Linked DNA regions of Homo sapiens: regions 1, 2 and 3 are each linked to region 4. Evidence: chromatin contacts called from ENCODE Hi-C or POLR2A ChIA-PET data. All regions are on one chromosome and are shown on one strand. The core of a region is the stretch at or near the end of the contact, and the rest is flanking DNA. Distances in the headings are between cores, read along the strand shown.

Region 1 (5,540 bases), core at 261-2,760, 1.6 Mb after region 4:
GCCAAGGTACCTGTTTTCGTTATGCTAATAAGAGGTTACACAAATTCCAGGAAGGAGGATTGCTAGGTGCAGGGGATGGTTAGGTCACAGGGGGACCGCCTGCCGGCTGGCCTCTGAATAGACCCTGACCATGGCTCCTTAATCCAGGGAAGCAGCAAAAACGAACAGCAATTGGGCTGAAAACAGGGCGAAGGTCCTTGCGTTAGGCCGGGAGAGTCGTTCTTAAAAACATGCATCCTCCCAGAGGTCACGGCCTCCTTCACATCGTCCAGGTCGGGCACGGGTCCCAGAGAACGACACCCCAGTGTACATGAGGTACTGAGCGAAGACAGTGGGCATTGCTTCTCCCCTCCCCATCCCCGAACTACTCTTGCCAGCCATCACACACAAGGAAAGGTATTCTCTATAACCAAACGGATGATTTCGTCCACTTCTTCCTTAAACACCTAAAAACCACAGCGACAGCACTAGTAGCCCTTCATTCGGAATCAGAGCAGCAGCATCTGCGAACCTGCAAAGACCAGGGGCTAAGGGTGCCAGGACACAGCGAGAGTGGCCCCTGCTCAGATCCGACACAAGCCTCGGGGGCTCCCGGCGGCGTAGACGCCGCACTTCGCTCGCTTCCCGCTCTGCACCTACCTCGCTCGCACATCCGCCAGCGTCCGGCACCTGAGCCGTCGGTTCCGCGGGTGCCTTCTCCTCTTCCCCGGCGTCCAAGGGGCCACTCCGAGCCGCTCGGGGGTCCCCGCCGCCCCCCTGCACAGCCTGGCTGCCGCCGTCCACGCTGGCGCCGGCTCCTCCGGTGGACGAGGCGGCGGCGGCGCCGAGCAGCCCGTGGGCCTCGTCCGCGCTCCCGGCAGCCACGCTGTGCACCAGCCATGCATCCACGCTGGTGCGAGGGACGAAGGGGACCCCGAGCGCGCGCACCTCCCGGAGCAGCTGGCCCTCGGGCGGCGCGGCAGGGTCCAGCTCCCGGCCCTTGGGGTGCAAGTGGCCCGCGCGCCCCCACCCTCCCGAGGCCGAGAAGGGGCTGAGCGCGTAGGCGGAGCTGGCCGGGCCGCCCAGGAACAGCAGCTCGTCCTGCAGCAGGGTGGGCGGCGGCAGCAGCAGGTAAAGATCTAGGTCTACGCGGAGCCCCGCCAAGCTCAGCAGGAGGGTGAGGTGCAGGAGGCCGCCGCCGGCCGACCACCACCGCTTCAGGTGCTTCATCGCCGCCGCGCGCCCGGGAACGCCCCTGCCGGCGCCCGCGGGTCCCGGCGCCCCAGCCGCCGGGGTGACACGTGCGGACCCCGCGCGCCGCCCGCACCTGCCTGGAACCCAGATAAGCGAAACAATGGACCGGGGCGCGTGGCGGCCGTCGCGGGTTCCCAGCACCGGGCACAAAGGCGTTCCCTCGGCAGCCGGCACCGTGCCTGGCACCGCCGGGGATCGGGAGAAGCGAAGAAGGAGCCACCTGAGCGCCGAGCCCGTTCGCCCAGCCGCCCGCAGCCCGGCGCGGTGGCCAAGCTCCGCCCCCGGCCGCGGGCGCAGCCGACAGGAACACGCCCCCTGCCGCCCGGGGCCCGCGCCCGTGGGAGGGGCCGCACGGGGCGGGGCTCCCCGAGCTCAAAGCCTCTTTATGTCCGGGGAACGCAAGGCTTTCTGGGAGCAGAAGTTGTTCTGGGCACCAAGTGGCCCCTTGCCACCCTGTGGCCGTGAGCTGGGCCATCCTTGCTGAAAGCCAAGGGCGGGAGTTGGGGTGGAGGGCTAGGTGGTGGGTAGCTGGGTGGGAAGGGACAGGATGTGTAGACTGGGCGGAGAGTGACTGGGCAGCTACGAGGGGCCTGGCAGCTTGCAACGGGCTTCCACCCCAACGTGAGGACACTTGGCGGGCAGAGTGGGCAAGAGTAACCTCTCTGTCTCAGTTCCGCTATCTGTAAAATGGGGATCATAGAGCCTGTCAAACAGGGATGTGTTGAGGTCAGATGAAATATTTCGTGTAAAGTTCGGAGTTTCACATATAAATTCCACCGTTGCCATTGGGATCAGTCATCCCACCACTCCGCACACCCCAGTCCCAGCCTCACAGACCCCTCTCTCTTCTCTGGGCGTGCTCTGCATAGTGCTAGACCTCCTCTCGGTATCCTTTGCTCCTTATCCGTTGTTTCCTTGAGGGTTGACAGCACCAGCTCTACAGTTACCCTGAGTGAGTTCAAGTCCCCCCTCCACTTGAGGGGCGACCTTGGACAAATCTCTCCTTTTCTCTGTGCCTCAGTTTTCTCACTGTAAAATGAGACTAATAATAGCACCTCCCCAGCAGACCTTTTGTGAGCCCCAAATGAGATAATGCATGTAAACCACCGACCACAGCACTGCATGGGTAGGAAGTGCTCCCTGCTACCCATTGTTTGTGTTACTCACCCTCAAGGCTTAGCTCCAAAGCTACATCCTCTGAATTTTCACCAGTTGGCATTAATCTCTCCCCCATCTGTTGCACCGTGATTTCTCCGTTTGCCAACATTGTAACAGTTGGCCCATTCAACTCTGTGTTGTAGATGAGAATCGGTCTGATTTGCCCATTGTAAATTCTTGAGGACAAGGAACCTGTTTGGTTCACCTTTGTCCATGCACAGTACCCAGCACTGGGCCTTGCAAGGGTAGGTTTTACTAACCTTAGCTCCCTTCCTTGGAAGAAAAGGGGACAGGAGGGGATGCCCAACTGAGAATGGGCAGTTGTGTAAAAAGTTGAGCAAGACTTGTTTTAAAAGGCCCCTCCCTCCACCTGGCTTTCTCATCTCTCTCCTGGGCTAGTGTAGTAAGAAGAGAAAAGAATGGGGACCAGGGGAGCAGAAACAGGGGAGCAGAGGAAAGTTGCTTCCTCTGTGTTAAGCCTTGGAAGATGGGTTGGGGTGGCAAAGAGGATGAAGAAAGGTGATTGCCAGGTTATCAAGACCCCGTTCACAGCATTTAGTCTTTGAACAGCGGATTTAGAGTCTCAGCTTAGTAAATGCTGCCTTCAGCTTTTTACTGAGAACCTACTAACTGCCTGAGGCTGTGCTGGAGGCATGAAGGATATGAAACGGAGTTCTTTCCTTCCGTAAGCTTATGGTTTTACTAGGGAGATGAGATAAAAATTTGTGAGACACTAAGAAACAAGAGAAATAATGTACTCAATTGCCAAAATACTTAGATGTAAATTACTTCAAGGTTTATATAGGGAGCTCTAAAACTATTGAGAGTAGAGGCGGTGCCTTCTTCAAGGCGGTGCCCTCCAGAATCTTACACACAGTTGATGCTCAAAAAAAATATTAGTTGAATTGAGGAGGTTACACTTGAGATGTATTTTGAGAAATCTGAATAGACTGGGAACAGGAAGCACATACAAACTTCTAACATTTGTTGGGAAGTGGGCTAACCCCTCACCATTTTACAATGTGAATTGGTAATCATAGTGTTAAATATCTTTCAGACTATACACTTCAAAAGCATGGCTTAACTCTGGCTCTTGACTGGTGGGAAGAACAAGGGTACCTAAAAGACCTTGCAGGAAAGTGTTAACCAGGAGACAATCCTACATACCCTTGACTTTACTCACAATAAAAAGTCCCACTTTTAGGAGCATGGGGAGAATGGAATGAAATTAGAAGGAAAAACTTCTCTTTAGGTTTATTTCTAGAATCCTCCATCTAGGAATAGCCAAGTGAAAAGTCCAAACCATTGTCTTGTAAAAGCCTTGAAAAGTCATCTGCATTCATAAAATCCTGAAATCAGTGCTACTCAAAGGTTGACCTGAAACTGATGCTCATGTGTAAACTATTTGCTTCTGATCCAAATGAGATAAGTAATAGAATTGAGAATTTAAAGAAAAAAAAATTTTTTTTTGTAGAGATGGAGTCTTGCTGTGTTGCCCAGGCCTGTCTTGAACTCCTGGGCTCAAGCGATCCTCCTGCCTCAGCCTCCCTAACTGCTGCAATTACAGGTGTGAGCCACCATGCCTGGCCTAAAGAAATTTTTATAGCAATTTGACATCATTACAACATCAACAGATGAGCTGAGGTTTTGGGTTTTTTAAATGCCTTTGTAATTTCATTTTTCTAGAAATGAATTTCTATTTTATTTGACAAAAGTGCTGACTTGCAACAAATTGAAAAAATTTTTTTAAAGTTGATTCTTCAAAGGGTTAGTTTGAGAAGCACCACCTTAAATGGCATCCTGGTAGGGTAGGCAACTCCCAAGATAATGTCCAGTGATTATTCCCTTCCCTATATTCCCTAGTGTGGGCTAGACCTGGTGATGTGCTTCTAATAAACAAAATATGGCAAAAATGGTGGGCTTTCATTTCTGAGTTTAGATTACAAAAAGATGGAGTGGCTTTTATCTTGCTTACCCTCTCTCCCACTTTCTCCCTCTTGGAGCCCTCACTCTGGGGGAAGGAAGCTACCATGGTTGTTGTTTTTTTTTTGTTTTTTCTTTTTTTTTTTTGAGATGAGGTTTTGCTCTTGTTGCCCAGGCTGGAGTGCAATGGCGCGATCTTGGCTCACTGCAGCCTCTGCCTCCCAGGTTCAAGCAATTCTCCTGCCTCAGCCTCCTGAGTAGATGGGATTACAGGCGCCCACCAACACGCCCAGCCCAGCTGTTTTGTATTTTTTTTAATTTTATTATTATTTTTTTAAATTGATCATTCTTGGGTGTTTCTCGCAGAGGGGGATTTGGCAGGGTCATAAGACAATAGTGGAGGGAAGGTCAGCAGATAAACAAGTGAACAAAGGTCTCTGGTTTTCCTAGGCAGAGGACGCTGCGGCCTTCCGCAGTGTTTGTGTCCCTGGGTACTTGAGATTAGGGAGTGGTGATGACTCTTAACGAGCATGCTGCCTTCAAGCATCTGTTTAACAAAGCACATCTTGCACCGCCCTTAATCCATTTAACCCTGAGTTGACACAGCACATGTTTCAGAGAGCACAGGGTTGGGGGTAAGGTCACAGATCAACAGGATCCCAAGGCAGAAGAATTTTTCTTAGTACAGAACAAAATGAAAAGTCTCCCACGTCTACTTCTTTCAACACAGACACAGCAACCATCCGATTTCTCAATCTTTTCCCCACCTTTCCCCCTTTTCTATTCCGCAAAACCGCCATTGTCATCATGGCCCGTTCTCAATGAGCTGTTGGGTACACCTCCCAGACGGGGTGGTGGCCGGGCAGAGGGGCTGCTCACTTCTCAGAAGGGGCGGCCGGGCAGAGGCACCCCCCCCTCGTCCCGGACGGGGCGGCTGGCGGGGCGGAGGCGCCCCTCACCTCCCTCCCGGACGGGGCGGCTGGCCGGGCGGGGGCTGACCCCCCAGCTCCCTCCCGGAGGGGGCGGCTGGCCGGGCGGGGGCTGACCCCCCAGCTCCCTCCCGGAGGGGGCGGCTGGCCGGGCGGGGGCTGACCCCCCAGCTCCCTCCCGGAGGGGGCGGCTGGCCGGGCGGGGGCTGACCCCCCCACCTCCCTCCCGGACGGGGCGGCTGCCGGGTGGAGGGGCTCCTCACTTCTCAGACGGGGCGGCTGCCGGGCGGAGGGGCT
Region 2 (5,392 bases), core at 957-3,456, 1.3 Mb after region 4:
AGCCAACTAGGTTTTCTCAGGACTGAGGTTATTTATTCCATATTAACTCTGTCTCAAGCTCATATGCATCTCCCACGATTATTTTTCCCAAAACACTTTAGGTTTAAGAATGACCTTTCCTAGGTCTTTAGCTTATGATTAACCAAATGAAACCATCACTAGATGGACTCCCTAATTCAGGTGTTGAATTACAAAAATGAATTTTCAGGGGGAAAAAAATGCTAACTCAATTATGTTAGTTAAAATATCAGTAAAATTAGCAATGCCACAGTGTCATGAAGCAGAAGGTCAAAGACCCACACACCCTTTACTGGGCGCCATGGTGGGACTTAACTGGGGCAGTTCCGGTTCTGCCATTAGGACCATGAGCACTCCAATCTCAGTGAAATTGTATAAGACACTGCCATTATCCCCGGATCATTGCCACGATAGACCCAAACAACTCCAGTCTATCGTGTCAATGTGTATTTGGGGAGTCTTTAACACACGGATCATTGGCGAGCTGCACCATAAAAGCCCTGTAGGAGCCGTGGCCGTGTGTGGAATCAATGCACACTCGGGGACTTCCCCACGCCCGGATCATTTGCAGCGCATCGTGTCAATGCATACTCCGGGAGCCCCTACTCCGAAGCCTGTGAGTGCTGAGGAACAGTGTACACCAAAAATACTTATGGAATAGTTGTTACAGTGCGTACACAGTATTCACTTTTCTAAATGGCATGTCAGCAAGTTTAGTGTGCCACAAATAACTCCTAAAAGGCACAAAACACTCCTAGAGGCCCACCTTCACACATGAATGGTTGGTCCATGGAATTGTGGCATGGCTGTGGGGGAGTGTAAGTTTTTCTTTACAGTGAACAAAGGGAAAAGAAAGAGACATCTGCTATTCAGTGTTGTCAGGGTTTTCAGCATAATCCCAAACACCTCCTAATTATTTTCCTGGGCATTTGATCCCTAAGATACAAGGACCTTCCCTCCATCCCTGCCCTGTTCCAAAGTACCTGTAGAGCAAGCTGAGAGGGCAGAGTTAGAGGATGGGTGGGGTTGGGTCTTAAGTGCGATCCCACAGAGATATAATGTGAACCACATGTGTAAATTTAAATGTTCTTTGTGGCCACATTTTTAAAAAAAGATTTAATTCATGATACTTTATTTCACCCCATATACCCAAAATATTATCATTTCAATATGCAATCAATGTTTTTAAATGATGAATGAGCCAGTTCACATTCTTTTTTCCATACAGTCTTCTTTACAATGGGGTGTGTATTTCCCACTTGGAGAACATCCTGGTCTGGCCTGGCCACACTGCAAGCCCTCGGCAGCCTCTTGTGGTCAGTGGCTGCCCCAGTGAGCAGCACAGCTACAGAGGTTCAGGAAAACCAACCCCAGGAGCGTGGATGTTCACTGCCTTCCTTCAACCACTCCAGGCAGGTGCGTCCACCTTTCCTCCTCATTGCCTCACCAGGGCTGCAACTGCCGAACAGCCTTTTCTCGGCAGCCTGACAGAATAGCTGTGTGTTGGGTTTCTGCAATCATAAAAAATGACCACAAATATGCATTCGGAAAGAGGAACGAAAACTCCTCTAGGCCCAAACGGTAATGGCAGTACTAGGTCATCTTTCTTGGAGACGGAGGTGAAGGGAGGGCAAGGGGCCCCTGGGGAAGGAAAGAGGAGGCGGGCGTGGCGTCGAGCGCGAGGGCGGCGGCCTAGCTGCACCCGCGAACTTCCCCACACCTGCGACCAGCTCACCTCGCGGCGTGAGGGATCCCTGGCAGTCGGACGCGGCAGGGTGGCTGGTTTCTGGGGCTGAGTCTGGCCCGACACAAAAGAGGAGGGAAAGGAGAAGGAGACGGAAACAAAGGCGCGGGGGAGGACGAGGAGGCGCGCGCGGTCGCGGGGCAAAGCGGCGATGCGGTGCGGGCGCGCGCAGCCTGGGGCTCCCGGGACCAGCGGGCGGGAGCAGGCGGAGCGGGCAGGGCGATTTGAATATCAGGCTCTGCCACACTCGGGGCGCCGCTGACAACTTCATTACCTCCGCATATAAAAATGACTGCCGGGGAATGCAAATAGCTCGCCTGTCTCAGCCGCCTGCCCTCGTTCCGCCGCCGGCTGCAGGCGGAGGCCCCGGGAGCCGCGGCGGCCGGAGGCGCAGACGCGCCCTGTCCAACATAATGAACTGCCCGGCCGCGGCTCCGCCCACCCCCCAGCCGCCGAGCCGGGCCGGGAGGGGGAGCCGGCCCGGTGCTGGAGGAGGAAGGGGTGGGCGGCCGGGCGCGGCTCAGAGGCCGCGCGTTGCTAGTCAGTGTCGGCGCAGGCCCTGCCTCTTGACTCTGTCATCCAATTACTGCCATGAAAATACCAGGAAACTAGAGTGCTCAGTGGGTTCCACTCGTGACCGCGAACTCTGACGGAAAAGCGGGACCCCCGGCCTCCGTCCCGTGCGCCCTGGTGGTTAAATTGGACGCCAGCATCCCGGCGCCCCGCTCTCGTCTCGCCTGCAAGCGGGCGGCGGGTGTGCTGCGCCCTGCTCCCCAGGCCTGCGGCCACCGGGACAAGGCTGCGTCGCTGTGCAGGACCCGCCTCCCGAACCCTGGGCCTTGCTGAGCTCCCCGTGTGGCCACCGAGGCAAGCCGCGTGCGGGAGGGAACGCAGGCTTCACGGCGCCTCTCTTCTTGCCCTGGCTTGCTCCCTGGCAAGAAGTCACCTCCCGCCTTCTGATAGCTCCCCCTGTCACATTTGGGCCCCTTGTGAACTTCTCGAGGAGAGGAGCTAGGTCACTTTTATTAATAGCAACAACGACAGTAGTAAACATATGCTGAGGACTATTCTACGCAAGGTACTATGCCAACTGCTTTACCTACATGTTTATCACAGCGATCTTATTGCACTCCTGGAAACCCAGGCTTAGCAAAGCCTTGAAAGGTTCCCAGCATAACCCAGCTAAGGTGGGAGGGAGCACAGGTGAGAACCCAGGCCCCTCTACACTCTCAATCACTCTGCAGTATTTTCCGGGTCCTTCTTACAGCTCACACAACTGTCCAGCACTCCTTTGTCCCCCGAACGCATCACCCCCAGCCATCTTAGGCCGGGCCAGCCCCCCGCCCCCACCCTCACCCCCTCCCTCACCCCCTCCCTCACCCCCTCCCTCACCCCCTCCCTCTCCTTGGCCCAGAAGTAAATCCTAAGTAGTCTAAATCCGTTATGACCAACCCCTTCCCTTGCCCAGGCACTGGCTTAGAAAAGAGCATGTGACCAGTCCTGGCCAAGGCCAAGCCAGGGGACATCTGTTGGGGTTTTCTGGGAAATGCTTCCTTGCCCTAAAAAAAGACACCTCTAGCGATTCCAGTTTCTTCTGTTGTAGAATGTATATCCACCACCTGGCAACCACGGAGGAGCCAGGGAACAAAGTTAGTCTTTGCAGAGATTTACAGGATTAAGTGAGCTAACTCCAGGGTTAAAGTTTAGGAGAATCATGTTTTAGTCCTATCTCTACCTGCGATGGAGTCATGCTGCCTCGTGTTTATTCAGGGACATATTTAAAGTTAACTCCTTTTTGAAACGAGACAAGATAAAAAGATGTAAACAAAGGAAAACTCCAGAAATTTGGTCTTGTCTCCATTAAAGAGTGTCTGTTTCTAGGCACTTCAGTGGAACCTCTCACTTCCAGCTTCTCTTCCTGGGCACTCACCTCTAACTCATTCAGCTTTTTTCCCTCAAAGTAGCTCTTTGCCTACACAGGCAAGGCATCTCTTCCCTCCAGGAACATCAGAACCCCCCTTCTAACCCTCCTGCACCCACACACCCAGGCGTCTGAGCTTGACTGCCTTTGAAATGTTTACTGGCCTTCAAGTAGTCTCTTTGAAGAATTTGCATCTAATTTTGAACTTAGGGAAAATCGGGCATAACCAGTCACTTACTAGTTTCCTTGGCAACTACTTTAAAACAGAATCTAAATTGGAATGAAAATGGATTTTTATGGTTTCACTAAAATCATACACACTTTTCATGAAAATATACCAAAAAAACTATAAAAAATATATACATACTATATGCTTTATTCGTTTATCTGGAATCAATACACAGTAACTAACTCAAATATCTCTGTTCCCCACTGCTGAGGAAAGGCACTCCACACTCCCTTAGCAAGACATTTAAGACCCTCCACAATCTGCACCTAACCCAGCTCCAGCCTTATTTGTCTACTACAGTACATCCCCAAATCATGCTATTGCATTTCCTCTCCCATGACATTCTCTAGAATGCCCTTGAACTTCATGTCCAACTGTTCAAATATCACCGATCTTTCCAAGTCCAGATTAAATATCACCTCTTCCAAGAAGCTTTTCCCATTCCTCACATATAATGACACAAATTGAGTTACTTAGTGTTTATTTTCAGCAATATTTAGCATATTTTATTTACTGATACCCAGTATTGTTAAAATAATGCACATTTCCTAACAGTTGGGGGGCTTCAATATTACCATGCAAACAATTAAAATGAGTAATAAATATTATCAGCAGAATTGTATAAATCTTACTCCCAACTTAAGGCTGAGCTGTTCTGTCAGATGTGATAAAATAAAGCTTCATACGCTGCTTGTTTTTCTTAGGATAACTTTGATTTCAGTAATAGAAAACCTGTCTGTAGTAGCTTTAAAAATGAAGAAAATGTAGTATCTCATGTAGGAAGTACCAAGGTAGCAGATGCTAAGTTTGGTTAATTTAGTGGGTCAAAAATGTTTAATGTTGTCAAGTTTTTCTCGTCTTTCTGAAATTCTGCCATCCTCAGCTTGCTGACCTTGTCCTTAGCTAGTTCTCCTCAAGGTCTCAAAATGGCTGCCATAGTTCCAGGCATCACTTTAAGACATGGCAAAGGCCAGCCAAAAAAGTTGACTGTTCTCAAATTTTTTAAGAGTGGAGAAATTATACCAAAGATCCCTCAGATCTTTTCTCATTGGCCAGAACCAGGGCACGTGACTATCTCTAAACTACCACTGGCAAGAGAGGCAAGATTATCAGAATTGATAACTAATCAGGATTTAGTCTTGAATTATTTTGAGGGTAAGGGGAGCGGTGCAGGAGAGCAGGGAATTGACAGGACAGGCAATGCCAAAACAAAAGCTGAATTTTAGTCCGTTTCCCAGTCATCAATTTCTGCAGCCAAACTATCCCAAAGCTTAGTGGCTTAGAAACTTTTTTATTTTTTCTCTAGAATCTGGACAGGGCAGCTCCCAAGGAATAAGGAATAAGGGAGGATGGCTATTGAGTAGGCACTAAAAGTATCAGCAACTTTTCTTTTCTTTCTTTTTTTTTTTTTTTTTTTGAGATGGAGTCTTACTCTGTTGCCCAGGCCAAGCTGGAGTGCAGTGGCACCATCTCAGCTCAC
Region 3 (6,114 bases), core at 1,919-4,418, 1.1 Mb before region 4:
CATCCCTACTCAACTATCATTTAACCAACTGGCATTCCAGATGCAGAAACTGGGGTCTGAAGGAAGGGATCATTTTACATATTGGTAAACTGAGGCCAGTCACTAGCTTTTCAGCCCAGTGAGTAACATGCAGTGTTTCTGGAGGCACTGGATATGATTCACCCAAGGCCTGGTTCCCAGACCACAGATTTCTGAAGGCGACTGCTAGGCCACTGGTACTTGGGCTTCAGCTGGCTCTTTTCTTACTGGCTGCAAAATTGGAATTTGGTATTTCTTTTGATACTTTGAAATGCTAGGGAAGGAGTGGCCAGAAATTATCAGGAGGTGGTGGGCATGGTGTTGCACAGGGGTCAGAAAAAAGGGATCCCCTTGGAAGAATAGTCTGGAAGCCACTCAAGAATTCTTGTATATCTGCCTGGAAGTACAATCTACACTTTACTTTTGCTCTTTCAATCAAATTCAGTGCAAACTTAGTGGCAAAAAATATTGGACACTAAAGAAAAGTGAAAAAGTCGGCGACTTACTTAGATATCCTTGTGATTCTTTCTGCATGGCTGTTATTGGGCAGTCTTTATGTGTTAACAACAACTGTTTCAGCTGGGCCACCTCATTTTTCAACATAGACACTTCATTCTAAAAGAGATATGTATTAAAACCATGTTGAGAAGACCAGAGGATACAAACCCACAGCCCTGTGCACTTTCAACAACAAAACTGGCAAACTCTTCCATTATGTCTAAATGACATTAAGAATATTATTTAATGTGGTTCACCTGAAAGTTTGTAGCTTACCTTTAATTTGGCCCTCACATTTCCCAGGGGCTTTCTGCAGAGCTTAGGTTTTAACTCAAGAGCTGAACCTTATTAAAAGGCTAGACCACACCCTTAGGTGATGGGAACCGAAGCCAGGTGAGAATCCTTACTCCACACTGACTGTGTGACCCTAGGTAGATTACATAACCCAGCTGAGCTCCAGCAACCTCGTTATAAGATGGGGATAAGAAGAGTACATTATTTGTGTTACTATGAGGATTAAATACAGTAATAGATGGGAAACAGAACAATACCCAGCACATAATAAGGACTTAATACATTTAACTATTGTAACCTTCACAAGCTCAGGTTTACATCCAATTGAGAATGTGAATATGAGGCGCACATTGGGCAGAATTATGTGGTAGGATTTGTGGCTTCCACCTGAAATGCAATCAGAATAAGCTGACTCATCTACCATCAGATTTTCCAAAAGAAGTCTGTGTTGCTCAATCTAAAAAGAATATCTGAAAATAAATTGACCTTCAGTCATGAATCCCTGCTCTCCCCACCATCTCCTACTCAATTACTGTTCATGGGATACTGTTGAGCAGAGCACATCTACCTGCCTGATGCCCACTGAGCAGGAGGTATGGAAGCATACAGTACACATGTTGGTCAGCTGCAGGTGGATGATGTCAGCTCAGGGTGGCAAGGAGGCAATGAAGTTTTGGGCCATGATTGAATTAATTTGATTGAGTTCATTGATTATTTGGTCAATTTCGGTCTATAAAATACTCTTTCCCCCCTCAATATCAGGATATTGTGGATGGTGTGGGGTTTTCTTCTTATTTACTCATGTAAGTGCCTCGGATCTCTACTTTATCTGTTAATATTAATTCACAAAGGCATGCTCATAGCTTTGTAGAATAATGAACTTGGCACCCATTGTCTACAAATATAAACATAAAATAGATGGTAGCTCCGAGATGCTTCCACTTGATAAAAGTGAACGTAAATGTAGCACTATCTTGAATAAGCCACTTAAAAATTGTGATCAATAATATCCTCTCTTTGGTCAAGGTTTATTTGTGGCTGCCAGGCATTATACCTCACATGTAGGAGACTTAAAAAATGCATGCACACCGAAAAGGACGATTAACATTGCTGTCATTAAGTTGTACCTACACTTTCAATATGAACTTGGCTTTTCAGCCATGTATTTATCACCTAGGAAAGTATGTTTGGGATTCTAGAAGTTGCGCTAAAAAAAATTGAAATCTGTTTTAAGGAATATCTCCCATTTCTAAATTTCTTGGTGAAATAAATTATAAGCAACCACATATTGAGTAACATTAATAACAAAAATAATAAAATAAAACAATGACAAAATAATAAAAATCTCATCTACAAATCTCATCTCATTCCCTTTCTCTTCCAAACTTTATTTTTACAAAATAAAAATGACTATTTGGGAAATTAGCCTTAATGATGAATAAATCACTTAATCAAACAAGAAAATTGCTCTTACATCTCAGAACATACAAGAAGGCAAATTGTACCTCCCAACTCCAAATGAATGTGATTGATAAGGGGCTCTGTGGAAACCAAAAGTGACCCTGTCAATTCCAAGGTCAGTGGGATAACTTACAGGACAATTTATTTTAGCCTTAAACACTAACTTCTTCCTCTTTGACTTTACACCTATCTAAATTCAGATGGCCTTCCTTCTTTTTCTCAGTTCTCCTTCTGCTCAAAATAGCACATATAAAAGAAAGTCACTTCTAGACCATCAAATGAAGGCAATCTCTGGTTAAAAAAAAACAACCAAACAAAAACCAAGAAAGGAAACAGAGATGTGTTTATGTGTGTGTGTGTGTGTGTGTGTGTGTGTGCGTATATATTTGCTTCAGAAGGAAATGTCATATTATTTGCATTTAGACTACAGAAATAACACTTTTCTGAAATCGAAACTGCTAGACACCTTGCCCCCTGAGTAGAAGCTCTCAGCTGCAGATAATGTAGACAATGGATCTTAGAAAATGGAATCAAGTTCTAATTTCTAGTGAATCCACACTTTTCTACCTAGAAAACAAACAAGAAAAGTATTAAAAACAAAACTGGGTTCTCTTGCTTTCTTATACTTTTGGAAGAAAAAACACCCCTGCCTGTGGCCATCTTGGAGAGGTTGAATTTAGTCTCCATTTCTTCCCCCACTATGTCCTGGGCAATGAAACCCTTTCTTGGCAGCATTCGATCTCCCAGGCACAAAGTGTTCATTGCCCCTTCCCTAAGAAAACACTCAATTCTATTCTCTGGGTTTCTACAGTTAGCAAAGAGCTAACTGCCTATGATATTTGGCATGCCCCAAACAGTTTCACAATAAATTTTTGCTTTCATAAGTCTGTTTTACTATAAAAAGAGCACTAGTCAGCACATGTGGTGCCCTGGCCTATCACCAAAACCCCATACAAAGTATATGACTTTGGTGGCATTTAGTCTATGAACAGCAAAACACTTTATTAATAAAGCAATATGTTGTAAGTACAGAGACCAAAGGCCTGAGTGTTGTGAGGATCTGTAAAAATGCAGAACCCTGAGAATATTGAGACAACTGACCATCATTTAAAGATATATGTGAATATGAACATATTCTTTTTTTCTTTTTTATTGTTATAGAGACAGGGTCTTGCTATGTCGTCCAGGCTGGACTACAGTGGCACCATCATAGTTCACTGCAGCCTCTACCTCCTGGGCTCAAGCAATCCTCCCACCTCAGCCTTCTGAGTAGCAGGGACTAGAGACATGTGCCACAATGCCCACCTAATTTTAAAAAATGTTTTGCAAAGATGGGGTGTAGCTATTTTGCCCAGGCTGCTCTTGAACTCCTGGCCTCAAGTGATTCTCCAGCCTCAGCCTCCCCAAGTGCTGGGATTACAGGCATGAGCCACTGTGCCTGGCAGGACATATTTCTTAATGTAACATGTTAATACTTATTTAGCCATGTTATTGTGGGAAAATGAACACCAATTAATGTCCTCAGTAGAGAAGGGCAATCAGCTTCTTGTTTATCCATATACATATAACTATGATGCTGCAAGGACTAAATAAAGGCCTAATAACCACATAAGCCATAGAAATTCATGGGGCAGCATCCAGTAGGAAAAGGAACTCTCACTTGAGAGTTGAGAATAATAGGGTTTGAGTTCCCAAGCTGCCATGCCAACCAAGTATAAAACACGATGGTTGAACTACTTCCAGAAAGTTCCTTCCAGAAAGAATTTTTTTTTATTCTACAAGCAATTCTGTGTCACCTTCTATTGAGAAAGCAAATTACCCAATTATCCAATGAAAGAGTCCATCTTGACTTTTATTCATTACTTAGCTACTTTCAATATGCTCAAATATGCTTATAATTCAGGTCTTATCTTTCATAAGGGAGCCAGTTCTAGCACCTCTTATGCTTCTAAATCTTAGTAGGGCAGATTCCAAAGCAACATTTATAGTTTCATTTTAGAGCAAAATTTTCTATGTCCATTTATGTGTCCATATTACTGAGAGAGCATCTACGGAGCCTTCATTATATTTCATAAGGGGCCTTTGGCTTAAGAAAGGTCAAGAATCACTATCCTAGAGAAAGAAGAATGAATTGTGTGCTGTGCACATGCATAATCATCTTAAGGATTCCATAGTGAAAGACTGATTAGTGTAGGAAATGCACAAATACTAGACTATATTTTAAGTAAAAACGCTTTTCAAGGGAACGTAAGTGGAATCACCTTGAATTCATTTTGGAAGAGAACAACCAGATAGCAAATGTTTCAAAATGCATACAAGAAATCAAATGTGGCCTGGAAGTCTAGTAGGGAAATAAAAACCAGGCCTTCTGGAGGCATTTTCTTACTCTGAATTACCTTGCTTTATAAATTGAGGAAAATCACCATTTTGTATTCCCCTATGAAGGTTATAATCAGAGTTTTAGGTCTTAATATAAAAGTATTTTGTAAATACAAGGTATTAATAATATGTATTGATTGTCTGGTGGAAATCAACTCTTCATTTTTTCATTTTTCTAAACGAATTTGAGTTTGCTCCTCTAAAGCAGTTAGCTGTTTAGCGACTGTAAGATCCAGTTGGACTGATCTATTTTTAAACCCATAGTTTGCCTTGGGATGAAGCAGCACGCCACAGAGATATTCAATACTACAAAAACATACTTTCAGCAAGCACTCCAACAAGTCCCTAATAGCTACATTTGCAGTGTTCAGCTTTGGGGATGTCATTATTTATATGATAAATCCACAATGCTTTTTGGTGTAAGCAGTAGTTTGTGCCAAAAAAATAATTATCAAAATGGGCTCTACAATATACCCTCCCCCAGCTTTTTTGTTTTGGTAGATTAGCTGAGACCAGGTTTGGTTCACTCTGAAACAAAGAACTTTCAATTTGTCAAGCAACAGTTCCCATCTGGCCTATTCGCTTGCCAAGTCCCAGACCTGGGCTCATGTGTCCAAAATTTCAGCAGCAACTTAGACCATGTGTCTTTGCACTAAAAAAGAAAAGCAATTATTTCCATGGGTGACCAGATGATTTCCATATCCTCTACTGAACACAGACGTTCTACTGAGTACCACATCAGCAGTCGATGAATTTAGAGCTGATCTTAGTCCCTTGGTATCAGAAAAAAGAACATGGATTTCTTTGGCTTACGGAGTTTCTAAAATAGAAGATCACAAAGAAGTGGGTTAGGTCAACAGGAGACTTCCCTGAGTCCTCATTCTGCCACCTACTTGTTGTGTGACATTAGGGAAGACCCCCCATTTCCCTAACCTCAGTTTCTTTCTCCACAAAATGTCAGATTAGGTGGTTTCTAATATTTTCCCCAATTCCTATACCTTTTTTGACCTCTTGGGCAGAGATGTGTTGTGAGACTAGGAAATGAAGTCTGGGAGTTTGATTTTGTTTTCTTAGGTCTGGTTTTTCCAATCTGAAATGCTGCAGCCTAACTAGAGGGTTCTACGCTGGAAAACAACTCAAAAGTGGCAGCTGGCCATCCAGACCTTGGATATTCCATTTGGCTGGAGTTTGTTTGCTTAGCACCTTCCATTTCTGTTTACTTAAAATTTGGCTCACTGGTCCAGCCTCAAGAGAGACACCTTTTTCTTTTGACAAAGGTCCAGTGAGAGGGAAAGGGTCATTCAAAGGTAGCGGAATCTGCAGCATCCTCTCCAGCATCCCGGGGCCTGATGCAGGACACTCAGCTTCACAGAGAACACTGGGTGGTTGTGGCTTCTGTCCCTCCAAGGCAAAGCAGTGGTTGGAAAATATCAACAATTTAGTCTGTTCAGAGACTGTCCCTTT
Region 4 (5,729 bases), core at 3,088-5,587:
AAATGCTTATACATGCTGGCTACAGTGCCCTCTTCCAGGTTTCCTACTACACTTCCCCAAGTTCCAATGCCTCTAGAATTTCTTTATGTGTGTTATGCTGTAAACTGTATATTATAAAGTCTTTGGTCTAAATTCCAATTTTATTATTTTGCGAATGCATTAATGTCTATAAAAAAGATAAATAATATATAGTGGGCACTCAGTTATGTATACAGCTAAAATAAACATGGGGTGGGGGCAGGGAAGCATTTCAATGTTATCTTTACTTACTCCTCTTGTAACTTTTTCAAGCCCAAAGCAGATTTGACTTTTGTGGTAGTATTTTTCCAGTGGTTCCCAATACTTGTTTTACTTTAGCCCAAAAATGTAAGCCTTAGTGAACTTACTGAAAAATAGACCATAGTAAGAACTTCTGTACATTAAACATATGAAGCCAAATTAAGCTTTTTAATTTAGATAAATACTAAATATAATTTGCCAGTCCTAACAATTAGAATTCAAAAATAAGGTAATTTTGTTATGTGTGATAATATAATTATGGTGATTCTGTGTTTTTCTAGTCTTTATCATTTAAAGATACTAAACTAGGCCGGGTGCGGTGGCTCACGCCTGTAATCCCAGCACTTTGGGAGGCCGAGGCGGGCGGATCACGAGTTCAGGAGATCGAGACCATCCTGGCTAACACGGTGAAAACCCATCTCTACTAAAAATACAAAAAATTAGCCGGGCGAGGTGGCAGGCGCCTGTAGTCCCAGCTACTCGGGAGGCTGAGGCAGGAGAATGGCGTGAACCCTGGGGGGCGGAGCCTGCAGTGAGCTGAGATCACGCCATTGCACTCCAGCCTGGGTGACAGCGAGACTCCGTCTCAAAAATAAAAAATAAATAAAAATAAAAAATAAAGATACTAGGCCGGGCGCGGTGGCTCACGCCTGTAATCCCAGCACTTTGGGAGGCCGAGGCGGGTGGATCATGAGGTCAGGAGATCGAGACCATCCTGGCTAACAAGGTGAAACCCCGTCTCTACTAAAAATACAAAAAATTAGCCGGGCGCGGTGGCGGGCGCCTGTAGTCCCAGCTACTCGGGAGGCTGAGGCAGGAGAATGGCGTGAACCCGGGAAGCGGAGCTTGCAGTGAGCCGAGATTGCGCCACTGCAGTCCGCAGTCCGACCTGGGCGACAGAGCGAGACTCCGTCTCAAAAAAAAAAAAAAAAAAAAAAAAAAAAAAAAAAAAAAAAAAAAAAAAATAAAGATACTAAACTAACTGTAAGTGAAATGTCTTGATGTCTAAGATTTGCTTTAAAAACTCCAGGGGAAAAAATTAATGTTAGAGGGGGTAATAAAACAAGATTAGTAAAGTGTCGGTTCATTTTACTGTTCATTCTCCTTTGTGTATGTTTGAAAATTTCTGTAATAGTAAAACCAAAGCAAATAAAGAAATGAAACAGATTAGTAACACTCCACATATGACCCACTGTAGCAGAAACACTGCATTTTAGAATATGAACGCTTTGTACCCTTAGAAGTGTTGTAATTCAGGTAATGGTTGATAGAGTTACTGAAAGTTTTTCACATCTTCAGCTAAAAAACCTTTAGAATTATCTCCAAACTTTAATCCGATAGGACACACAAACATATGAAAGGAAAAAATGTCCAGCATTCAAATAGTTTCCAATTATTCACACTGTGGCTCAAAAAAAGAAAGACTAACAACTCTCAACAGACCTCTGCTCCCAAAAAATGTAATCAGCAATTTTTCTAGGAGGCAACAGCAAAAGCCCCAGTCTATTAATTTGCACCCTTGCAGACATCCCTATTTCCAGAATCCTTTACACCTGAGTGCCAAGACATTCCGCCCAGGTATCACCCGCACCACTTTTATTTACTTTTTAGATTTTTATAAGTTGGTTTCTAAAATGCTATGATATTGGCCCACACATATTAGGGTAGAGGACATTTTTATCTTCTTCTAAAGGTTTATTTGGGACAAAATAAGCTTTAAAAAGACAGAAATGCATAAAGCCCAGATTTAACATATCCATTCCAAAAGAATACAACAAAGTCCCCAAAAGAAGTATACAAGGAGCATCATTAGGATCTTTCATGATTATTTTAACATTATTAAAAAGGTTGAAACTTTGAATTCCAAAATTTTACTTTTGTTATGGAAAAGGTATTTGCTGGTTAATTCTACAAACATGGCTGCAGTGAGAACTATAAACAGCGGTCTACAATTTAAGAACGTGATGGGCTGGGTGCGGTGGCTCACACCTGTAATCCCAGCACTTTGGAAGGCCGAGGCAGGCGGATCAAGAGGTCAGGAGTTCGACACTAGCCTGACCAACATGGAGAAACCTCGTCTCTACTAAAAATACAAAAATTTGCCGGGTATGTGTGGGGAAAAGCAAGAGAGATCAGACTGTTACTGTGTCTGTGTAGAAAGAAGTAGACATAGGAGACTCCATTTTGTTCTGTACTAAGAAAAATTATTCTGCCTTGAGATTCTGTTAATCTATGACCTTACCACCAACCCCGTGCTCTCTGAAACATGTGCTGTGTCAAACTCACGGTTAAACGGATTAAGGGTTGTGCAAGATGTGCTCTGTTAAACAGATGCTTGAAGGCAGCATGCTCCTTAAGAGTCATCACCACTCCCTAATCTCAAGTACCCAGGGACACAAAAACTGTGGAAGCCTGCAGGGACCTCTGCCTAGGAAAGCCAGGTATTGTCCAAGGTTTCTCCCCATGTGATAGTCTGAAATATGGCCTCGTGGGAAGGGAAAGACCTGACCATCCCCCAGCCCGACATCCGTAAAGGGTCTGTGCTGAGGAGGATTAGTATAAGAGGAAGGCATGCCTCTTGCAGTTGAGACAAGAGGAAGGCATCTGTCTCCTGCCCGTCCCTGGGCATGGAATGTCTCAGTATAAAACCCGATTGTACGTTCCATCTACTGAGATAGGGAAAAACCGCCTTAGGGCTGGAGGTGGGACATGTGGGCAGCAATACTGCTTTGTAAAGCATTGAGATGTTTATGTGTATGCATATCTAAAAGCACAGCACTTGATTCTTTACCTTGTCTATGATGCAAAGACCTTTGTTCACGTGTTTGTCTGCTGACCCTCTCCCCACTATTGTCTTGTGACCCTGACATAGCCCCCTCTCGGAGAAACACCCACAAATGATCAATAAATACTAAGGGAACTCAGAGGCTGGCGGGATCCTCCATATGCTGAACGCTGGTTCCCCGGATCCCCTTATTTCTTTCTCTGTACTTTGTGTCTTTTTCTTTTCCAAGTCTCTCATTCCACCTAACGAGAAACACCCACAGGTGTGGAGGGGCAACCCACCCCTTCAGTGTGGTGGTGCGCGCCTGTAATCCCAGGTACTCAGGAGGCTGAGGCAGGAGAATCGCTTGAACCTGGGAGGCGGAGGTTGCAATGAGCCGCGATCGCGCCACTGCACTCCAGCCTGGGAGACAGAGCAAGACTCCATCTCAAGGAAAAAAAAAAAAAAAGAACGTGATGACTAGAAAACAAAAACTACAATGTTCTTTGAAGTTGAACAATCAGTTTGAAAAATAAATAAAACCTTATTAGAAGTCGGCATCATCAAACAATCCTTCAAGTTTACCCTTGAAAGGAACAGAACGAAAGAGAAAGGCTGTCCTAAGCTCCTTCCCTAAACCCGAAAAGCACTTTGAGGACGATCGACCCACTTTTAGTTTCTATTCAAATGATCTCTTTAAATCCTTTAGGAATTGAGCACCAAACTTGTAACTATTAATTGTTCGTGCACAGCTCGTAGAAATTTTAACATTAGCAGAATGCAGACAGCTGAAAAATCAAGATTTATTTTCCCATCTAAAGCCTAACATAATAGCAATTCATAACCACTGTGTGAAACCGGAAATCTAACACTGTGTATGTCTAAAGTCAAATGCCAGTGTTTTCTAACAAAACTTTTACCAATAAGGTGTGTACACACACCCACACAGACGCACGCTAAGCTCAATTTTTTACTAATAAGGTGTACGCGCGCGCGCGCACGCTAAACTCTAGCCACAGATTCCCTAAGCCAGGAGTGCAAGTCGGTCGGGACTAGTCCACACCTTGCGAACGGGGCGGGGTGGGGAATGGATTCCAGGTGAAGCAGGCCATCAGCCAGAACCGCCAACTCCGCCCGCGGCCCTCAAAAGTAGGCGGCGCAGGGAGTCTCCGCCCCCTTCGCCACCGGCGACTCAAACCAAAACAGCTGGGTTTCTCTCCGCAAAGGCAAACCCCAGCGTCCTTCTCGGACGCGACCTACGTGTTTTCTCAGCTTACTGCGCCGGTAAAACCCACACTGCCCTCAAAACAGTCACCCCAGAGTTTAGCCTTGGACACCAGAAGCTTTTCCTTCGGGGGTCGCCAGCGTCACTCGTCCCCAGCCAAAGGGCCCCCGTCCCACACGCCTCCCCCAAATCGCGAAGGCCTGTCCCACGGGCCTCCCACCGCGTGGGGCGGCCACCCGTTGCCATTCCAAAACTCCACAGCTGATCCGAGTCGCCCACACCCCCGTCACAATCGCAGTCTGGAAAGGAAGGTTTGTCTTCGGGAAGGAAAGCCTCGTCACCACAGAGACCTCTCCCGAGACCGGCCAGGCCCCTACAGTACAGGGGCTGAAGGGTGTAGCACGAGCCCTAAAAGAGATGCAGCTGGAGGCCGCCCCGCACAAGGCGCTGGGGTGGACCGGGGAGGCGCCTTACCCAGTGGAAAGACTCCCGGATCAAGGGAGAAAGTTACGCAGGCTTCCGATCCTGATCCGCCATCAGCCGCCGAACCTCTTCCGCCACTACCGCCTACCCCCAAAGACCGGCTACACCTCCCCTCCCAGCCGACAGTAGGCCTTGCGTCACTTCCGCCCACGGGGCGGTCTCTTCCGCCTCCTGCCTGGTTCGCCGCTCCCCTCCGCGACGACACGCCCCCAGCCCACTCCGCCGCGGGACGCCTCATCCCGCGGGTAGGCTGGCTCTCTCCTTACTTCGTCCTTGCTATTTTCGTTCAACTTAATCGCAGCAAAACAATGCGTCTGGATTTACATTCTGATTTTATGTTATTATTTTGACATACGAAAGGGGGAAACACACAGGAGGTTTAAGTAACTCACCAGCGATGTGGAAAGGGCAGCTCAGAGGTCCATGGACAGTACCGTATCCCTGTCTGCGTCTCAGTCGGCCTAAACTAGCCCACTCATTTTATAGATAAGGAAATAGCCAGAGAAGCAAGGGAGTGACCACACGGCTAGGGCTGCAAACCCCTGAGCACCAAGACTGTCTCTGAACTCCTGGCCCAGTCGTGTGCTTTTTTGGCTATGAAGTTTTGTTCACTGAAAGCTCCTAGGAGCTTTTCAGTTCTAATGCCCTCTGATTCTATTTGCTCTCGCTCCAGCAGAGGCCTCTTTTCTAGCCGCATTTCTGTGAGTTACCTGCTTTTGTTATCCGTATCATTTTCCGTGTGTGAATTTTCTCCCGCGTTCTGTTATTTCTAAAATCACTTTTGCTTGTTGTATATGTTGCCTTCCTATATTGGACATTCAGTTTGAATCGTAACTCCACAGAAGCAAATGTGTCCCATTCGAATTCATCATAGTCTTCTGTTGCCGTAAAACCCTGACAAACCTTGCAATAGCACCAGAAAGGATATGTAAATTAGATCGCATTAAATGTTGAAGCACATTCTAAATACAGAACATT

The links. Hi-C counts contacts between places; a loop is a spot of excess contacts on that map. ChIA-PET counts read pairs that join two places held with the same protein, here RNA polymerase II (POLR2A). Pooled maps may share reads with other maps.
Region 1: a pooled map shows a loop between it and region 4 (16-fold over the local background). The contact joins the promoter of NFE2L3 here to the promoter of TAX1BP1-AS1 in region 4. A Hi-C loop is called at or near these places in 1 of 37 single-sample maps with no recorded cell type and 10 of 50 pooled maps. POLR2A ChIA-PET finds 5 or more read pairs at or near these places in 1 of 52 experiments (naive thymus-derived CD4-positive, alpha-beta T cell).
Region 2: a loop to region 4 is called in a map with no recorded cell type, with 13 times the contacts of the local background. The contact joins the promoter of LINC02981 here to the promoter of TAX1BP1-AS1 in region 4. A Hi-C loop is called at or near these places in 4 of 37 single-sample maps with no recorded cell type and 6 of 50 pooled maps.
Region 3: a loop to region 4 is called in a map with no recorded cell type, with 6 times the contacts of the local background. The contact joins the enhancer-like site here to the promoter of TAX1BP1-AS1 in region 4. A Hi-C loop is called at or near these places in 3 of 37 single-sample maps with no recorded cell type and 2 of 50 pooled maps.

What each region holds. Positions count from the first base shown.
Region 1 is chr7:26,148,168-26,153,707 of GRCh38, reverse strand. It overlaps NFE2L3 (NFE2 like bZIP transcription factor 3), which reads right to left and starts at 1,510. Exons shown (of 4, transcript NM_004289.7): 1 at 640-1,510. The coding sequence starts at 1,209. RefSeq lists enhancers at 422-611, 1-755, 756-1,550, 4,559-5,231, 5,232-5,540 and silencers at 732-801, 812-1,061, 1,172-1,241, 1,252-1,321, 1,342-1,721.
Region 2 is chr7:26,395,383-26,400,774 of GRCh38, reverse strand. LINC02981 (long intergenic non-protein coding RNA 2981) reads right to left here and starts at 2,206. Exons shown (of 5, transcript NR_148502.1): 1 at 1,754-2,206. SNX10-AS1 (SNX10 antisense RNA 1) reads left to right here and starts at 1,357. Exons shown (of 2, transcript NR_136272.1): 1 at 1,357-1,434. RefSeq lists silencers at 1,670-1,779, 1,870-2,329 and enhancers at 2,800-3,039, 2,114-3,070.
Region 3 is chr7:28,812,590-28,818,703 of GRCh38, reverse strand. It overlaps CREB5 (cAMP responsive element binding protein 5), which reads right to left. Exons shown (of 11, transcript NM_182898.4): 10 at 525-633. Among named protein-coding and RNA genes, the nearest start is that of TRIL, 140 kb to the left of the region's middle. RefSeq lists an enhancer at 2,745-2,924. Within about 2 kb of position 3,168, at least 3 of the 41 ENCODE cell types and tissues checked have a DNase peak (open chromatin) inside an H3K27ac peak, as active enhancers do.
Region 4 is chr7:27,739,283-27,745,011 of GRCh38, reverse strand. TAX1BP1-AS1 (TAX1BP1 antisense RNA 1) reads left to right here and starts at 4,337. Exons shown (of 2, transcript NR_187572.1): 1 at 4,337-4,996. TAX1BP1 (Tax1 binding protein 1) reads right to left here and starts at 4,850. Exons shown (of 17, transcript NM_006024.7): 1 at 4,743-4,850. RefSeq lists enhancers at 3,189-4,052, 4,567-4,836, 4,053-4,915 and a silencer at 4,167-4,399.